Regions from separate parts of the Homo sapiens genome. Here region 1 is linked to region 2. The links are chromatin loops, found by intact Hi-C in ENCODE. Cell type or tissue: CD4-positive, alpha-beta T cell. All regions are shown on one strand. Each heading gives the region's core, and the rest is flanking DNA. Links, peaks and the distances in the headings are about the cores only. Region 1 overlaps CD276 (CD276 molecule). Region 2 overlaps ADPGK-AS1 (ADPGK antisense RNA 1).

Region 1 (9,956 bases), core at 1,004-9,003, 900 kb after region 2:
GACAATAGAAACTTAGTTCAAACTGGTTTAAGGGAAAAAAAATGATTGGCTCAAATATCTGGGCGGTCTAGGTCTGCAGCTTGCTTCAGGCATAGCTGGATCCAGGGACTTGTCTGACATTTTCAGAACTTTGTGTCTTTCTGACCCTTTTTGTCCCTTTGTGGGAAGTGTTGCCCAAGGAGCCCCTGCGGGGATTGGGAGGAAGTAGGGGGTTAGGAGGAAGTGGAGTGATGTGGGTGATTATGGTGGGGGGCAAGGAGACCCTCTTGGGCATCCCCAGGCCCAGGGCATTTTGGCCCTGAGCCCAGGTGCAGTCTGGATTTGTTGTAGCTTTCTGAGGGCACATCTTGGGTCATCTCTTGGGAGCCTCCCTGTGGCCCTGCTTCTGCAGGGTTGGATGCCCTTGCTGTACCTTAGGCTGAGGACAGCCTGACCCCTCTCTCCTGCTGCTCTGTGAAAGCCGAAGGTGCTCTGTGGTTTTGGGATAGAGCAGGAAGGAGAAGGACGAGGAGTGGGCACTGGCAGGTGACTCACCGGGACGGGTGGCACATGCTGACTCCAGGGCAGGTCCCGGCTGGGGATGAGATTCCCCTTTGTGGAAAACATGGGTGGAGGGGGTGGTACGCAGGCAGCATGAGGCCTGCGTGGCTCCACGTGGCTCTGGGTCCCGGGCCGACCAGCTCTGTGTTCACAGGACACTCTCCCATTCTCCAGGGAGCACTTCCTTTCTGAGCTCTGTCTCTTTCTCCTGTCCTCAGCTCCTCCAGGCCCAGCTGTCAGCGTAGGGGTCTCTGGGTGCCGTGGACTCTTCTGGTCTCTTTGCTTCTGGGCTGTCAAACTGCTTCTCTCCAGGGCAGGTTTCCAGGATCCAGAGTCTAGGAAAGGAATGAAAGGGAGCAAGTCCAGGGCGCAGCCCTGGAAGTCCCTCATCTTCCCTCTGGAGGGAAGCGCAGCTCGGCCCTGGGAGAGCCTGGGTAGGTCTGATCAGGGGAGGTGCCCTCTGCTCCCTGTACCTGCCCAGAGTGGCAGGAATTAGCCTGATATATGAAGGAGACAATTATATGAAGAGTCTTGAGTACCAGGCAGAGGAATGGGGTCTGACTTCTATAGTGAATGGGGAGCCATGGGAAGTTCTTGAGCAGGGGAGGGACATGAGCAGATTCCTGTCTTAGGTCCTAAGAGAAGGCACCTTAGAGAATGGGGCTGGCAGGGAAAGAGAGGAGCAAGCAGGGCCAGTGAGGGGGGTGATGGGTCAGGGTGGGAGATGGAAGCTTGAGAAGCAGTGTGGAGAGTGAGGGAGGCGGCCCAGGAAGAACCCACAGGCCTTGGTTCTGTCTGGGGTTAAAGAGAGGCAGGGAGATGTGGAATCTGGGCGTTCGTTCATCCTTAGCCCTGGTGCTTCCCGCAGGGGTTGGGCAGGTCCTGCAGGCAGCTGCCTGCTGGATCTTCCTGTGGGCCTCAGGGTGGCCCTTGTGGGGCAGGATGTGGTGCCTGCCAAAGGTGCTTTATGAATGGAGCCGGGGAAGGCTGCTGACTCAGCAGGCAGTAAGGCTTTGAGGCCGGAAGCGTCTGGAAAGGAAGTGGCTGCTCAGGGCTTCCCCACTGTAGACAGCTGGGAGAGAAGGGGGGCTGGCCAGGATGCACATGGTTTGGCTGAGGGACTCCCTTGGCCCAGCTGCTGGGGGTGTGTGTGTGTAGGAGTGGAGGGTGGCGGGGGGCGGGTGTGCCTGGCTGGGATTGGAAGGATTGAGGCTGGGCGCCTGGAATGGAATTGAGGCTAGCAGCTGTTGATGAGGTTTGCTCCGTGGAAGGGTGGAAAGGTGTAGCAGAATTGGACTCTTTTTGGCTGTGCTGACTGGCAAATTACTTGACATTAACAAAGTCACTTATCTGGGCTTTAATTTTTTTTTTTTTTTTTTTGAGACAGAGTCTTGCAGTATCGCCCAGACTGGAGTACAGTGGCGCGATTTCCACTCACTACAACCTCCGCCTCCTGGGTTCAAGCAATTCTCCTGCCTCAGCCTCCTGAGTAGCTGGTATTACAGGCCTGAGCCACCACGCCCAGCTAATGTTTATATTTTTAGTAGACACAGGGTTTCACCATGTTGGTCAGGCTGGTCTCAAACTCCTGACCTCGTGATCCACCCACCTCGGCCTCCCAAAGTGCTGGGATTACAGGCATGAGCCACCACACCCAGCCATGGGCTTTAATTTTTTAAAGTCCTGCAAAAATAGGACCAAGTGTTACAGCCTATCTCCCAGGGTATTAGGAGGACGTGAAATCATTTCTATTCTTGTTGATCAGTGTTGGTTGGCATAGATGTGGCTTGATCAGGACATGGCACAAATGTTTAGGCAGCAGCTGTGGGACTCAGGGACAAGGTGTGTGCAGCCTGGAGGGTGGCTGGGATTGGGAGCAGGGCTGGATTTAGGGATGTCTGCCCTTCTCATCCCCAGCTCAGGCCTGACCTGCAGCCACAGACTTGCCTCTTACTCAGTCCTGACTCCAGCCTTGAGGTCATCCCCAAGTCCTTGCCTCTTCCACTTCTGATCTGTCTTGGTCACTCAATACAGATGTGTTAAGCTAGCAAATGTTCTCTCTCTGCATTCCCACACTCATACACCTAGTCGCCTCCTAAAACTCTGTCCTAGAAGCTTCTTTGCAAATACTGCTGATTTCACACAAGCTATACTGAACCCTTCCATTTTCTCTGCCTCAGTGAATGCTCCACCCTGTCACTGAGGCTCAAAACCACGGCCAACCTGACTGCTCTTTCTCTCTACCCAAGTCCTCAGATACTGTCACTTTTACCCAGACATGCTTTGTCTCCTGTCTGGCCCTTCATTTATTCCACCACTATACCTTCCTACAGGGATGGCTATATTAGCCTCTTTTTTTATTTTTATTTTTTGAGATCGAGTCTGGCTCTGTCACCCAGTCTGGAGTGCAGTGGTGCAATCTTGGCTTACTGCAACCTCTGCCTCCTGGGTTCTAGCAATTCTCCTGCCTCACCCTCCCAAGTAGCTGGGATTACAGGTGCCCACCACCATGCCCAGCTAATTATTTGTATTTTTAGTAGAGATGGGGTTTCACCATGTTGTTCAAACCGGTCACAAACTCCTGACTTCAAGTGATTCGCCTGCCTCAGCCTCCCAAAGTGCTGGGATTACAGGCATGAGCCACTGCACTCAGCCTGAAATAGCCTCTTAACTGGCCTCTCCCTTGCCCTGATACAATCCAGTCTATGCTGAGGAGCTAGAGTGGGTTTTAAACATTGTTACCTAGATTATGTGTGATTAAAATGCTCCCCAGTGATTCCCATTACTCATAGAAAAACCCAAATTCCTCACTGGTCTCTCAAAGCCCTGCTTGATCTGGCTGAAACATACCCTCCCATCAGATAGCGGGTGGAGGTGCTGTCAGATTAATCTTCATGAAGCTCAGCTCTGACCGTGTATTTCCCTTATTCAGGAAGCTTCAGTGGCTCTCAACTGCCTTTAGGATACATTTCACACCTGTCAGCCCATCTCTAAGTCTGGCCCCCACAGGAGCTCCTGCTCTGCCCTACCAGCTACTGTCTGCCAAATTGATCTGCACACATCCTAGCCCCAGAGCAAGCCAACCTTGCCTTCACTTGCCGCCTTGCCTCCTCTTCCTTATATTTGGATACTAACATCTTAGCTGAAAGGGTGGATCCCAGCTGCCCCCTACCCCATCTTCCCTGTCAGGCCTCCCCAGGGACTCCCTGCCAAGCATCTGTCACCAAGATTCCTCAGCAGGGGGCCCGGTGGGATATGGGAATGAGGACCTCCCAGTGGGCAGTTGCAGCCTTCCCCACTCTGGTCCAGGAGAGATGAGGCAAGAGATGGTCTGGGGAGAACCTTTGGAGACAAAGGCCTTGCGTCCTCTTTCTCCCAGGCAGGGGCAGCCTTCCACCACGGGGAGCCCAGCTGTCAGCCGCCTCACAGGAAGATGCTGCGTCGGCGGGGCAGCCCTGGCATGGGTGTGCATGTGGGTGCAGCCCTGGGAGCACTGTGGTTCTGCCTCACAGGTGAGGGTAGCAGCATGGGGACGGGAGGGGAGGGACAGTGATTGTGGCAGTTGGGGAGGGGGTGCCCACGCCTGTTAGGGGTCCTGCCAAGCCAGCTCTGGCTAGCAGGGCCATACCTTACTTCCACCTGTGGGATCCAGTAGGCAACTCACGTTACTGTTCTTAGCCTCCATTTCCTTGTCTGTAAAATGGGAACATGAGTGCTAAATGAGATCGTGCTATTTCTTGAATACACTGTGTGCGCCCCCTCCCAGGACCTTTCCACTTGCTCTTTCCTCTGCCTGGAACTTTCTGCCCCTAAACGTCTGCATGACTGGATCCCATATTTTGTGGAGGTCTTTGCTCAATGTCACCTCCTCTCAAGGCTCTCCTAGCTCCCTTGTATAAAATAGCACACCTCCGCTCCTCCCTCCCTATCCCTGGCCTCCCTGCGTTATTCTGCCTAGATTCGCCCCCACCTGGCGTTTGCTTGCTTCCTCCCTGTTCAAAGAGCAGGGTCCATCTCAGGGCCAGAGCGGCTGTTGCATAGTAGGTGCCCAATAACTGTGTAGAATAAACGATGTGACTCTCCCCACACGGTGCTTGGCACACAGGAAGCACTCAATAATAATAGCTACTTTAATAACAATATCCTCATCACATTTCAAATTCTCATCAGCATCTCTGCTCTGAGACGGCTTCCTCCGTGGGGAAGACAAAGCTGAGGGTCTGGCGCCATCTTGTGGCCATAAAGAAGTGCCTGTCTCTACCCACGGCTGCTCTGATTTCTCTAGAGCAAGAAAGGGTTTTGTCTGGGTGACTTACCAGGTTTCATTCCCCCAAATGTCCCCTCCAAGGGGCACCCTGGTTCGACTGACAGGGCATGAGAACTGGCCTGGGGCACCAGGGGTTTCAGCAAGAGATCCAAGGCTAGCTTAAGAACTTTAGAGATCTCTAGGTACTGCAAAGATTATGATACTGAGTATGATTCACAATAAAAATAATAACCATAAAGTCAATGTTATTTTTCTAAATGCAGGAAACCTTTAATGAGTGCTGTATTCAATTAGCATTGTTTCAAGGTTGATCTTCCCACATTTTGAGTGTGCCTGCTTTGCTAGTGCTCGAAGCACACAATCTAACCATTACCGGAGAATGGTAGTGCCAGGGTGGGGGGGTTCGCTTCCCCTCCTCCCCTCCTCCTCCTCCTCTTTTTTTTTTTTTGAGATGGGGTCTTGCTCTGTTGCCAAGGATGGAGTGCAGTGGCGCGATCTCGGCTCACTGCAACCTCCACCTCCCAGGTTCAAGCAATTCTCCTGCCTCAGCCTCCTGAGTAGCTGGGATTACAGGTGTGTTCCACCACCCCTGGCTATTTTTTAGTAGAGGTGGGGTTTCACCATATCTGCTAGGCTGGTCTCGAACGCCTGACCTCAGGTGATCCACCTGCCTCGGCCTCCCATGCCGGGCCTTTTCCCCTCACTTCTGACTCATCAGCAAGTCCTGTTGATTCCCTCCTAAATAAACCTTGAATCTGATCCCTCTCTTCTTCTCTACTACCACCCTTTGAAGCCACACCACCCTCACCTCTTACAGGGACAGCTGAAACCGCCCCTAACTGGCCTCCCCCTTGCCCTGCCACAGTCCAGTCTCCACAGAGGAGCTAGAGTGAGTTTTAAGCATTGCTACTCAGATTATGCGTGATTAAAACACTCCCCAGTGATTCCCATTACTCATAGAAAAAGTTAGATTCCTCACTGGTCTCTTCAAGTCATCTTTGGTCTGGGTGGGACATGCCCTCCCATCAGATGTGTCTGCCACACTGGACGCTCCCCGATATTTTCACACAGCAAGGCCAGTCTTGCCTCAGGGCCTTCCACCTGCTGTTTCCTCTACGGGGTTCTCTGTATGTCAGCTCTTTTTCATTCCCTATAAATTTCAGCTTAATTGCTTTAAAGAGCATGTGCCTCACCACCATATTTAAAGGTACGGGTATTCTTTCTTGTATAAAAACAAATCGTGTTTCGTTAGGAAAAGAAAAAAAAAGAAAAAAAGAAAAAGCACTTGTGATTCTCTCTCCTCCAGAGAAACCACTATTGACATTTTTGGTGGATACTTTTTTGGACTCCCCAATTTATAACATTACTTACGCTCATGGGGAAATGCACATGGTGCAGGCAGGTGTAAAGTACCTGCCAGATTTTTGAAAAGCTGTTGCTTTACTTACTAACCTGCTGGCTCCTTTTCCTCACATACCTTAGTCACATGCTGACGAGAATCTGTGTGCCCATTTGTCTCTCTCTCCCATTAAAATGTAAGTTCTGTGGGGATGTGACCGTAGTATTGCTCTCTGTTGCATTTCTGACTTTTATGCTTGGCACCTGTAGGTGCTGACTATATTCTTGACTGAATGAGGTCCTAAGACAATAAATTACTTTGGGTCTCAGGCCTAAAAGGAGGGGTGGACAGGGCCTGGGGTTAGCAGGGGCAGGGAGCGGGACTAGGGAGGCCCACCCCTCCTCAGTCCCCCTTATATGTTCTCCACTCCCCCTACCCCCAGGAGCCCTGGAGGTCCAGGTCCCTGAAGACCCAGTGGTGGCACTGGTGGGCACCGATGCCACCCTGTGCTGCTCCTTCTCCCCTGAGCCTGGCTTCAGCCTGGCACAGCTCAACCTCATCTGGCAGCTGACAGATACCAAACAGCTGGTGCACAGCTTTGCTGAGGGCCAGGACCAGGGCAGCGCCTATGCCAACCGCACGGCCCTCTTCCCGGACCTGCTGGCACAGGGCAACGCATCCCTGAGGCTGCAGCGCGTGCGTGTGGCGGACGAGGGCAGCTTCACCTGCTTCGTGAGCATCCGGGATTTCGGCAGCGCTGCCGTCAGCCTGCAGGTGGCCGGTGAGCACCAGGAGGGGGACGCCTTCCCCTTAGTTCACCCTCCATTCCCCCTGCAGCCCACCCCCTGCTGCACCACTGCTCCCAGAACCCCAGTGCTGATTCCTGTACTCAGCCCCATGCATCCTTTTCGTCCTCTGCCATTGCCCTGCCCTTGACCCCTGCCCTCTGTCACCTCCAGCTCCCTACTCGAAGCCCAGCATGACCCTGGAGCCCAACAAGGACCTGCGGCCAGGGGACACGGTGACCATCACGTGCTCCAGCTACCAGGGCTACCCTGAGGCTGAGGTGTTCTGGCAGGATGGGCAGGGTGTGCCCCTGACTGGCAACGTGACCACGTCGCAGATGGCCAACGAGCAGGGCTTGTTTGATGTGCACAGCATCCTGCGGGTGGTGCTGGGTGCAAATGGCACCTACAGCTGCCTGGTGCGCAACCCCGTGCTGCAGCAGGATGCGCACAGCTCTGTCACCATCACACCCCAGAGAAGCCCCACAGGTTGCTTTGCTTAAATGTCCCCTTGGGGGAGGGGGGTTCTGCTTCTGTCGGCAGGGGTTGGGAGCTCCGAATCTGGCCCCACCTTCAATCTCCCAGAACAGCAAGTTGCCTCCTAATGATAGGGAGAAAGATAACGGGGAGGTGGGGATGTTCACTGGAGGGGTTGGGGGCGGAGAAATCACAGGCCTTCTTAAGGCTCTCCTGACTTCAAGGCTCTGGAAGCCTCTGGGAAGAATGGAGCCACATCTGGGTCAGCAGAGGGGTGGGCGAAGGAAAGGAGTCCTGATGGCAGGATTCACCAGGGCTGGAGCTGGTGAGAGTCACCTGCCCCAGGCCTGGCCCTGGGATTGGTCTGGTCAGGCCAAGACCCACCTGCTGTGATTGTTCTCAGAAGATTGGGGAGACTCCATATCTGAGAGTCCTCAGACTTAATCTGCTTTTGCATCTAAGAAGAAAATAGGAAGATGGAACAGGGTCTGGGAATTGATGGGGGAAGAGTTTGGGGGACTCGGGTGGTAGCCTAGAGAGTCCCATTTCTCCTCACCACCCTGCCCCTCTGACCCCGCCCCCAGGAGCCGTGGAGGTCCAGGTCCCTGAGGACCCGGTGGTGGCCCTAGTGGGCACCGATGCCACCCTGCGCTGCTCCTTCTCCCCCGAGCCTGGCTTCAGCCTGGCACAGCTCAACCTCATCTGGCAGCTGACAGACACCAAACAGCTGGTGCACAGTTTCACCGAAGGCCGGGACCAGGGCAGCGCCTATGCCAACCGCACGGCCCTCTTCCCGGACCTGCTGGCACAAGGCAATGCATCCCTGAGGCTGCAGCGCGTGCGTGTGGCGGACGAGGGCAGCTTCACCTGCTTCGTGAGCATCCGGGATTTCGGCAGCGCTGCCGTCAGCCTGCAGGTGGCCGGTGAGCACCAGGAGGGCGACGCCTTCCCCTTGGTTCACCCTCCATTCCCTCTGCAGCCCACCCTCTGCTGCACCACTGCTCCCAGAACCCCAGTGCTGATTCCTGTACTCAGCCCCATGCATCCTTTTCCTCCCCTGCCATTGCCCTGCCCTTGACCCCTGCCCTCTGTCACCTCCAGCTCCCTACTCGAAGCCCAGCATGACCCTGGAGCCCAACAAGGACCTGCGGCCAGGGGACACGGTGACCATCACGTGCTCCAGCTACCGGGGCTACCCTGAGGCTGAGGTGTTCTGGCAGGATGGGCAGGGTGTGCCCCTGACTGGCAACGTGACCACGTCGCAGATGGCCAACGAGCAGGGCTTGTTTGATGTGCACAGCGTCCTGCGGGTGGTGCTGGGTGCGAATGGCACCTACAGCTGCCTGGTGCGCAACCCCGTGCTGCAGCAGGATGCGCACGGCTCTGTCACCATCACAGGTAAGGGCAGATGAACAGCTGGGGAAGGACGGAGCGAGTAACTCCCTCTTTACTGGACCCTAACGTGGAATTTCCATAGGTTTGGGTGGCCAGAAGACTTTCAAAATCCCTTTCATAGACTTCAGGTGCTCACACTCTTCCCCACAAGTCCTTAAGGGACTCGAGCTGATAAGAACCATTTATAATGTTTGCCTTCCTAAGAGTGCTTTTCGTGGCACTTATGCTTCTTATGCAGAGGACAAGGTACCTGCCCGAAATTTGGAGGCATGGGCAGGAATTCTGGGGCAGCCACAAGGTGTGGCCCAGGGGACTTGGTGTGGGTGTGCTTTCCAGCAGGAACTCCTCTGAGTGGTAGGAAGGTATTCTGGGTCAGTGGGCGCCATCTGATTCTGAAGCCTGAGTGACAGCTGGCCCTCCCTAGTTAGTCCCCAACACCTGAGTCAACGTCAGCTCTTCTTCCTGCAGACTTGCGCTCCACCCAGGCAGCCGTTGGATGGGCAGGGGCTGTCTCTGCTGCCCCCGTGTGGTCAAACACCAGATAGAGGCCACCCCTTTAGTGATTGTTAGTCTCTGGTTTCCAGGTTCTAGCCTCGTGGGCACCTCTTGTGCCTGAGGGTGTGAAGAGGGTTGAGGTCAAGAGCCGCAGTCTCCATCTGTGTTTGGCCCTGAGAGGCCTCTGGTCAGTCACTTCCTGGGCCGACGTGCTCAGTCTGGCTCTTCAGTATCTCTCCCTGGCCAACTGAGCTTTCCCAGGGACCTCGCCCTGGTGCACAGTGAGGTCAGGACAGCAGGTTTTGTCTGTCTGGTTCTCCTCTTGTCTTCTGATGACTTCCATCTGCCCCTCAGCCCATCCAAGTTCTGATCTCACCCCAAGTTTCCAGGTCTGCATGCACCTCAGGACTCACTTATTCCTGTCCTCTCCCTCTTGAGACCTATGTGGTCCCCACTTCTGACAAGCTCGGAGCCAGGGCCCGTCACATCGTCTGCTTGGAGTTCAGGCTCACTCCTCCTTCTCTCTTACGTGTTTCCTTCTGGCAAGGTTGTGCTCCTTCTGCCCACCCCTTCCCCAAGATGGAAAACACTCCCTTCCTGTGCTCTCCAGGAGAGAGTAGCTGCCCTGAGCTCTTGAATGTTCTGAGACATGTCCTTG
Region 2 (9,956 bases), core at 1,016-9,015:
TGAGCATTTGTTTACAGGTCTTTTTGTAGGCTTTAATTGCTCTTGGGAAATATCTAGGAATGGAATACCTGAATCATGTAACAGATGTATGTTCCACTTTTTAACAAACTATCAAATTGTTTTCCAAAGTGGTTGTACCGTTTTATATACCTACCAGCATTCTATTAGAGTTCTAGTTCTTCTGTTTGCTTGCCAAGACTTGGTACGGTAAGTCTTTTAAATTTAGCCATTCTAATAAATATGTAGGTATATCTTTGTCTTAATTTTTATTTTCCTAATGACTAATGATGTTGAGCATCTTTTCATATCTTCATTGGTCAAGTATCTGTTCATATCTTTTGCCCATTTTTATTAGATTGTTTTTTTCTTATTACTGAATTAAAAAAATACTCTGGATGCGAGTCCTTTATAAGACCTGTGATTTGCAAATATTTTCTTGTCTGTCTTTTCATTCCCTTACCTGTTATATTGGATTAGTGGCCACCCTACTGACCTCATTTAAACTTAGTTACCTTTTTAAAGACTGTACAGTCACATTTTGAGGTACTAGGGATTAGGACTTCAATATATGAATTTTGAAGGGAATACAGTTCAGCCCATAACACTCCCCAACAATTGCTCTGGACATGCTGGAATTTTTTTTTTCTGTTCTTTGTTCATTCTTGCTCATGGTGTGTTACAAGTATCATAATTCTCCTTTTCTCTGTGACCTTGTCTCTCAGTCTCCCATCAAGGAGTGATGTCTGTTTCTCCACTTCTTGAATCTGGGCTGGCCTTGCCAATAGCATATGGCAGAAGTGACATCGTTCCATTTCTGAGTCAAAGCCTGAGGAGGCCTTGCATGCTTCTACTCTCTCTTGCAACCCTGCACTGCCACATATCAACAAGACTTATCAACAAGCCTGGGATAGCCTGCTAGATGATGAAAGAAATATGGCCCGCTTGCTCCCATCACTCCAGCTGATAGCCAGGCAACCCTAAGAAGCAAAGTCACCTAGCTGATTAGTAGCTGACCACTGACACAAAAGTAAGATCATCTGAGACCAGAAGACAGCCCATCTGAGCTCAGCCCAAATTACTGACCCACAAAGTAATAATAAATAAATGGTTATTATTTTTATGTCACTGAATTTTGAAGTGGTTTATTATTGAACAAAAGCTACCTGATACCCATCTTTTTTTTTTTTTTTTTTGATATGGAGTCTCCCACTGTTGCCCAGGCTGGAGTGCAATGGCGTGATCTCGGCTGACTCCACCCTCCGCCTCCTGGGTTCACGCAATTCTTCTGTCTCAGCCTCCTGAGTAGCTGGGATTACAGGCGCCCACCACCACACTGGCTAATTTTTTGTATTTTCAGTAGAGACGGGGTTTCACTATGTTGGCCAGACTGGTCTTGAACTTCTGACCTCATGATCCGCCCACCTCAACCTCCTAAAGTGTTGGGATTACAGGCATGAGCCACCGCACCAGGCCTACCCTTCCTAAGAGTCTTTGCTCTGGCTCTTACTTTCATCTGGAATACTCTGTGACTTGATCTTTGCATGCCTGGCTGCTTTATGTCATTCATATCTCTGCTCAAATACAATTTCCTCAAAAAGGGCTACACTGACCAATCAATATAATAAGCCTGTAGGTCTCTACGGCTTCTCCCTATTTATTTGTTTATTTTTAGAGATGAGGTCTCACTCTGTTACCCAGGCTGGAGTGCAGTGGCATCATCATAGCTCACTGCAGCCTCAAACTCCAAACACTTGGGCTCAAGCAATCCTCCCTCCTCAGCCTTCTGAATAGCTGGGACTACAGGTGCATGCCACCTTGACTGGCTAATGTTTTTTTTTTAATTTTTTTTTAGAGAAGGGGGTCTCACTATGTTGCCCACACTAGTCTTGAACCCCTGGCCTCAAGCAATCTCCTACCTCAGCCTCCTGGGTAGCTGGGATTACAGGTGTGAGCCACAATGCCCAGCCATTTTTTTTTTTCTTACACAGAAAAGCTCCAATATTCACTTAGATACTGCAGAAGGAAAAGAGAGGCTGAAAGGGTTGGATCAAGGAAGTAGGAAAGGGAATTTCTGGGGCATTTCCTTCCCCCAATCCCAGAATAGCCACAGAAATCACAGTCACCAAGAGCTGCTGCTTCTGAATAACATGACAGTGATGGTAAATTTTCCAAAATGTTGATTGTAACAGAGTTTGCCACATGACCAAACTGGTGGATCATAGAGTGGACAGACATCAGGAGCTCTGGAAAAAAAATTGCTACTCAGTACCTACTCAAGTTGTAATGGGGAGAGAAATGGACTGATATGCCGGATTTTTGTTGCAGAGAGCTGGCAAACTTGCAGTAAGTAACTAGCTGCATTCAAACTGACTGACGCACATAGATGGAGCCCTGAAATCCATAGCTCCGTTGAAGAGGCAGCAGAATTTATCTACTCCGACCCAGGTTTGCGGAATTTATCAACTCCAACCCAGGTGCTAGGCTGCTTGTGGTAGGGAGTGAAGCCATCATGCTGATGGATTTGGTGGTGACAAAGCAGGCTGTCAGGAAGAAGTAGGTCCCCCAGATTCTCCCGGGCAAGGGGACAACACTGGAAACTACATGTGGTAGTTTCCAGTATGTTAGGCTTTTCCTTCTGAAACTTGGCAAAGTAGAATTTGCTGAAAAGTAAGCAGTACAGCTTGTTTTTAATTTCGTTTCTCAAGAAAACCCAGCTAAGTCTCATCATGACTGTTTACTCTTGTTTCTTTTGGGAAATTAACTTCTTAATATAACTTTGACTAAAGATATGTAGATTTGTGGTATGAAAAGAAAATCTATCTGTTGGATGATGTTCCCAGTGAAGTACTATCCATTTGTTATTTTAAAAGTTATTCTCTTTTGTTCTAAACAGTAAATAGTGCCAAAACTAAGAAAAACATGTATTATAGTTTCAACGTCAGGCTGACTTGCCTGCAGATCTGTTCGCAATAGACTGTAATGCCCCTTTAAAGAAAGATTTAGAAATAAATTATTAAAAGTATTAATTCATTTAAAAAAATGTAAGCATGAATGGGGACAAGCTGGGGAGAATGATTTGTCTGCTCTTTCTGGGAGGGTGGCGAGCAACATCCATGAGAAACCTGCAGGCCTTGCCACTGCTGCTGAGAGCCAGTGACCCCAAGGGCTGACCACTTGGGATGTTAGCTGCTTCTAGTCCAGGCACTGTGGTCTGGGCCTGTGGTATAAAGAAGGGCTATTGCCATAAAAGGAGATAGACACAACCAGCTTCAGTTCATCCTGCTTCCTGTCTCAGAATTTTTTTTTTTTTTTTTTGAGATGGAGTTTTGCTCTTGTTGCCCAGGCTGGAGTGCAATGAATAGCGTGATCTTGGCTCACTGCAACCTCTGCCTCCCAGGTTCAAGCGATTCTCCTGCCTCAGCCTCCCAAGTAGCTGGGATTACAGGCACCTGCCACCACGCCCAGCTAATTTTTGTATTTTTAGTAGAGACGGGGTTTCACCACATTGGCCAGGCTGGTCTCAAACTCCTGACCTCGTGATCTGCCCACCTTGGCCTCCCAACAGAATTTTTTTAAAAAAGAAATATGGTATGTCTTTGGAAACCCGAGATTCAAATCTTAGCACCCTATATCCCCACCACCACTACCATTAACAGTGCAGTTTGGAGCAAGTTGCTTAATCTTTTCCAGCCCAGTTTCCCATTTGTAAAATGGAAAGAATGACATCCATATAATGTAGTTGCTGGAGGATTCATTATTTTATTATTCAACAATTGTTTATTGAGTGCCAGACATTAGTCTAGTCACTAAGACAGACAAGGTCCATGTTCTCATGGAATTCATATTCTAACAGGGTAAGGTCACAACAAATAAATAATAAACAAATGAAAAATATCAGATATTGATAAGTTTTAGACAGAAAATAAAATAGGGAGCTGGGCATGGTGGCTCCTTTCTAATCCCAAAATGAGAGAATTGCTTAAGCTCAGGAGTTCGAGACCAAACTGGGCAACAGGGCAAAACCTCGTTTCTACAAAAATACAAAAATTAGCTGTCCCAGCTACTTAGAAGGCTGAGGTGGGAGGATCATTTGAGCGCGGGAGGTCAAGGCTGCAGTGAGCTTGATCACACCACTGCACTTGATCAGCGTGGGTGACAGAGTGAGACCTTGTCAAACAAAACAAAACAACAAAACAAACACAAAACAATACAGATTCACTGTATAATATTATTTAGAAAATGCAGAAAGGTACAAATACTTATTTTATAATAACTCTTAATCTTAATATTCAAGTTTTTGGTGTATATCTTTGCAGAGTTTTAAAAAAATGTGTGCACACACATGCGTCTTCACAGAAATGGAACTTTGTTATTGTATATGCTGCATTGTAACCTGCTTATTTGCTTAACAATAGAATGGCGTCTTTAATATATCCAAACTTTTTACCCAGAATGATTTTTCATGGCTGCGTAGAATACCATTTATTTAACCAAGCGGTAGAGAGTTAGACTATTCACAAGTTTTGCTATTATGAACAACTAGGGAGAAGCACTTACACAGCAAAATCTGCTGAGTTTCTGAATTGTCTCCTTAGTATAGACCACGCAAGTGAAACTATCAGATCCCAGGGCGCTCCCGTGCGGTTGTCAGATTTCCCTCCTGTAAAGTGGATGAGTAACCCCACCCCACATGCACTCCCGTCCACACAGCTCTTGAAAGGCCAAACCAGGCGACGCTGTGGCCCAGAGAGAACCAGAAGAGAGGGTGCGTGGGGTGCACGGCAAGCCATTGAGTCTGTGGCCACACCTAGGCGGAGAGAGACGAGCTCGGGTGAGGGTGGGCCGCGGGATCCACAGACTCCTCTTCGTGCGGTGGATGCATCAGGCTCCGTCTCTGAACCTCGGTTTCCCCATCTGCAGAATGGGGATGGGATCTCCTGGTGATGGGGATCTGTGGACGCGGCGCCCTCGGGGGTGCACAGAACTAAGGCCGGCCTGCAGCAGCGACCTCGGGGGCTGGTGGGGACGGAAGACCGGACCTCCTGGCCCGAAGGCTGGGCGCAGCCCCCGCCCGCCCGCCTCTTCCCGCCGGCGCCTCCCCGGGGTGGCAGTGTGGGGAGAGTGGCTTGGCGCCCGCAGGGGGCGCCGCGAGCCCACCGCGAGAGCGGCCGCGGCGCGGGGTGGGTGCCGAACGGGCTGCGCGCCGCGCTGCTCCCGACCCGCGGGTCAAGTCTGGCGCCTGGGAGGTCCTTGAATTCCGCGGGATTTGTTTTTCCGCAAAACCAAAAACGCCATCCACTTAACAGATCCGTGCTAGGAGGCCCTGGCTCAGTCCTTCCACCAAACACCTCGGCCCAGCCGCGGCTGTACGGCTCCCAGGCTCCCAGTGTTTCCTCCACGCTTTCAAACCTCAGCGCTGAGGTGACCGCCTCCGGGCAGCCTTCCCGGACTACCCCAGGACTTGGGGGCGTGGCTCCACAGCGGGCCTAGTTCCGCCCGTGTGCTGGCCTCTTCCACGACCGGCAGTCTTTGAGGATGGGGCTTGGCCTCCATCCCCTTGAACCCCTCAGCGTCGCACCCCAGAGCCACTCTGACCCCTGGCCAATGATTATAAGTGAGGGAGCCACCTCTTCTCCCTGCGTGGCACAGGCCAGGGTCCGCAGGAAGGGGCCTTGCTCATCCCCAATCTTAAGCTCCGCTGAGATGAAGGAACCAAGAGCAGGCTTGGCACTGGGAGGGCGGCTGTCCCAGTGGCGGGGAGGGGAGCTCTGGATCTGTGGGGGAGTTTGTGCAGCGTGTCAGCGGGGGGTGGGGTGGGGGGGGTGGGGGCCTGTGGATGCCCGCAGGTGTTTGTGTTTGTGCATGTGTAAGTCTCTGTGTGTATATATTTGTGGGAAAGCATCTTCTAAATTAAGAATATATTTGTGTAGGGTAAATGGTCAAGTCAAATAGAAAGTGACTTCAATACTTGTTACTTGATGGTATAAATACAATAGCCAAGGAATTCAGTCCAGAAGCTCACATTTGAGGGTTAGGGATTGGTGCTGTATTTGTTACAACAGGCGTCTAACCTTGGTCAAATCTCTTCCTCATAGTCTTCATTGTCTCTGGTTTGTTTGTTTGTTTTTCTGGTTTGTTAAATGATCCTTTTTTTTTTTTCCCCGAGACAGGGTCTCACTTTGTCTCCCAGGCTGGAGTGCAGTGGCGCAATCACCACTCACTGCAGCCTCACCTACCGGGCTCAAGTGATCATCCCACCTCAGCCTCTCCAGTAGCTGCGACCACAGGCACGTGCCACTAAATGATTATTTTTTCAAGGGAGAAATCATGCCTGTCATACAAATAAAAAATGAACAAGTGTAAAAGATTTTATTTAACTCATTAGTTAATGAAGTTAAAAACTGATTCAAAGGACAACACAAAGGCCAGATACACACACTGGCATCAGAAATAATGAAATAAGTTTGTTAATTGATACAAAACTGGCTTCATCCACAGTGTGTGTGTGTGTGTGTGTGTGTGTGTGTGTGTGTGTGTTTGGCGGGGGGTGGGGTGGGGGGTGGGGGATCACTTGCATCTCCACCTGACAAAACTTGTTTGCATTGCCATGGACAATAATAATTTGTATTATTTTCAGTTTTCTACAGTTTACAGATTCAAAGACAATGAAAAATGGAGACTACCATAGAATGACATAACCTGGAAGGGCACACCAGGCCTGCATTCCATAGGGTACATTTTCTCCCCATTTCAAAAGTCTTTCACAATTTTTCCTGGCCACTTATACAACAGGCTTGAGTTGCATAAAGGTTTTTCAAACTTTTTAGTGGCGGAACTCTCTTTCTAAGTGAAATGTAACAGCAAACCCTAATATCTATCTATATATCTAATAGATAGATACTTTATTTTTTAATTTTTAATTTTCTATTTTTTGAGATAGGATCTCACTCTGTCGCCCAGGTTGGAGTGCAGTGGCATGATCTCAGCTGACTGCAGCCTTGACCTCCCCAAACTCAGATGATCCTCCCACCTTAGCCTGCCAGGTAGCTGGGAGTACAGGTGCATGGCACCACACCCAGAAATAATTTTTGTATTTTTTGTGGAGATGGCGTTTCGCCATGTGGCCTAGGCTGGCCTAGAACTCCTGAGTTCAAGCTATCTGCCCACCTTGGCCTCCCAAAGTGCTGGAATTACAGGCGTAAGCCACTGCACTTGACCCGAATATATTTTTTTTAACATCTCAGAGGGTTAAAATAATGTATTATACAGTTAATATATGCTTACCGTAAAGATGTCAAATAGTACAGAAAGTTAAGTGAAACATTTGTTTCCCTTCCCTTGCCCTTTCTCCCTGTCCCCTTCTCATTCTCCAGAGCCACCTACTTTAACAGTTTCTTATGTACCCGATAGACACTCTATGGATATATACAAACATATACATATATTTTTTGAGACAGGGTCTGGCTCTGTCACCCAGGCTGGAGTGTAGTGGCCCAATCTCCGCTCATTGCAACCTCTACCTCCTGGGCTCAAGCTATCCTTCCACCTCAGCCTCCCGAGTAGTTGGGATTACAGGTACACACCACCGCACCTGGCTAATTTTTGGGGTTTCACCATGTTGCCTAGGCTGGTCTAGAACTCCTGGGCTCAAGTGATCCTCCCAAAGTGATGAGATTACAGGCGTGAGCTGCTGCACATAGCAAACACACACACACACATACACACACACAAAGACACACATACACACGCGCGCTCGCGCGCACACACACACACACACACACACACATATATATATATATATTTTTTTTTTTTTTTGAGATGGAGTCTTGCTCTGTCGCCCAGGCTGGAGTGCAATGGTGTGATCTCGGCTCACTGCAGTCTCCACTTCCCTGGTTCAAGCAATTCTCCTGCCTCAGCCTCCTGAGTAGCTGAGATTACAGGCACCCACCACCACGCCTGGCTAATTTTTTGTATTTTTAGTAGCGATGGGGTTTCACCATATTGGCCAGGCTGATCTCGAACTCCTGACCTCAAGTGATCCACCCACCTTGGTCTCCCAAAGTGCTGGGATTATAGGCATGAGCCACCACGCCCAGCTGCAAACATATATTTTTAAAAACACAAACAGGATAAAATACATTGTGGATATCTTCTGATGTCAGAACATAGAGGTCCACCTCAGCATTTTAAGTGATTAAGAGTGTTCCATGGTATGGCTGCCCCTTAACTTATTTGGCTAGGCTTCTATTAACAGACTTTTTTTAGTTGTTTCTAATTTTATGGTAATATAAACAAATGCTACAATGAACCTCCTTAATCAGTATTGTGTGTGTGTGTGTGTGTGTGTGTGTGTTTGTGTAAACTTTTTAGGAGTGGAATCATTAGGTTTAAGGGTAGCTGCATTTAACATTTTGATATATCTTGCTGAGCTCTCTTCCCTGGAATTGCAATCATTTACTTTTTCTGCTACATGCTGTATCTTTACACCCCCGCCTACGTTGTGTATTATCAAACTTCTAAATCTTAGCCAGTCTGATAGAGGGAAAATGACACCTCATAATTTCAGTGTACTTTTCTACAATTATCTCTAGCTGTTACAATATTCCCTTTGGTGGGAAATTGCTTCATTATTTTCTGTGACTTCCCTTTGCAGAAAAACTCACGCGGCATAGTTCGAAAACCCTTGATCTTGACAGATTCCCTGAGCTCTCATATTCCAGGAGGCAGATTCTCTGCAAGTGTGTGTTTGTCTCCGCTCTGTGTCAGTGTGTAGCTTGTGTGCCACCTCTGTGTGTGTGATGTGTGTCTGACTGCCGATGTTCATGTTAGTGAGTGTTTACCTTTCCCTTCCTTGAGGATCAGAGACCTACTCAGGAGAGCCCAGGTTACCAAGAAGTTTACTGTAGGATACAGAGATCTCTCCCAGTTGGGAAAAGAAGAGCAACTGGATTTTCTGTAACCAAGAACTGCATATGGGAAAGGGATAGAGGACAGAGGCTGCCTTCTCTCTGCGGACCCATAAACTTGCCCATGGGCCGAAGCCAGCCACCCTGGTCTGACTCTGCATGCCTTTCAGCTGAAGGAACAATTGCTGCCTGCAACAGTCATTCAGTTTCCCAAGGAATCAACCTCTCTGTGTGACTGGGGAAAAGGAAACAGACATCAAGAGGTCTGCTGGCAGGGGCTGATGCAAGGATTGTAAATCTCTGCTTCATCACATGTGCATTATTTGGGAAGTGGCTGGAAGTTCAATTCATGCATCTACTGGCAGTGCATCTAGGGGAAAGAGCGGGAACACAGGAAGAGGAACAGGCTGTTTCATCCTTAATTCTGCCACTTACTGGCTATGTGTCCAAGGGCAAGCTGCTTAATTTTTCTGTACCTCATTCCCTTATCTGTAAATCAAGGGAAACAACGCCCACATCATGAAGTCATTGTGATGAGTAAATTAAACAATACGTATCATGGATCTTAATAAGCGTCTCAGTCAACACAGAAGTTCCCTCTCTTAAGGGTGACGTTTTGATAATGACACCTTTTCAAAATGAGGATCTCAAAGAACATCCCCAAACATTAGAGGAGGAGGGAGTCTTTTTTCCTTTAGTGTGTCCATTCAGCAGCAGCCTTGTGCCTGTGTACCACCGTGAGAATGGCAAAGTCCAGTCCTGCCTGCCCTCCTGTGCCACTCACGGCCACACGTTTTTAATTTTCACCACACTCATGCAATCTCCTGCACACATCGTGATACTTCGTGCCTCCGTACCTTTGCTTGTGCAGCTCCTGCAGCCTGGAATGTTCTCTCCCACTCCACTGTACCTGGCAAATGCTCACTTATACCTCAAAACATATCAGGACAAAGGACATAGTATTTAGTCTAACACATCTGGCTGTTTGCCTGGAAGAGAACCAGAGTGAACCCCTATCTCTAGCCATATACAAAGATAAAATTCCAGAGG

What was found. A loop is a pair of places that touch in the nucleus more often than their neighbours do. Peaks named below come from ENCODE experiments on the same cell type or tissue, not always from the same donor. Only the 100,000 strongest peaks of a DNase experiment are listed, where the experiment ranks them.
Region 1: a loop joins it to region 2, with 16 times the contacts of the local background. A loop is called at or near these places in 3 of 110 quality-filtered maps.

The regions. Positions count from the first base shown.
Region 1 is chr15:73,695,667-73,705,622 of GRCh38, forward strand. CD276 (CD276 molecule) reads left to right here. Exons shown (of 10, transcript NM_001024736.2): 2 at 3,920-4,052; 3 at 6,589-6,927; 4 at 7,106-7,420; 5 at 7,993-8,331; 6 at 8,510-8,806. The coding sequence starts at 3,974. Among named protein-coding and RNA genes, the nearest start is that of CD276, 16 kb to the left of the region's middle. RefSeq lists enhancers at 427-938, 939-1,451, 1,382-1,676, 1,452-1,962, 6,340-7,061 and a silencer at 4,739-4,788. In CD4-positive, alpha-beta T cell, for the core only: a CTCF peak has its summit at 4,770 (motif pointing left); DNase peaks (open chromatin) are centred at 1,575 and 4,765; H3K27me3 peaks cover 303 bases.
Region 2 is chr15:72,791,834-72,801,789 of GRCh38, forward strand. ADPGK-AS1 (ADPGK antisense RNA 1) reads left to right here. Exons shown (of 3, transcript NR_040107.1): 3 at 6,171-6,366. Among named protein-coding and RNA genes, the nearest start is that of ADPGK, 13 kb to the left of the region's middle. RefSeq lists a silencer at 5,016-5,245. In CD4-positive, alpha-beta T cell, for the core only: a CTCF peak has its summit at 5,162 (motif pointing right); DNase peaks (open chromatin) are centred at 4,768 and 5,148; H3K4me3 peaks cover 1,188 bases; H3K27me3 peaks cover 414 bases.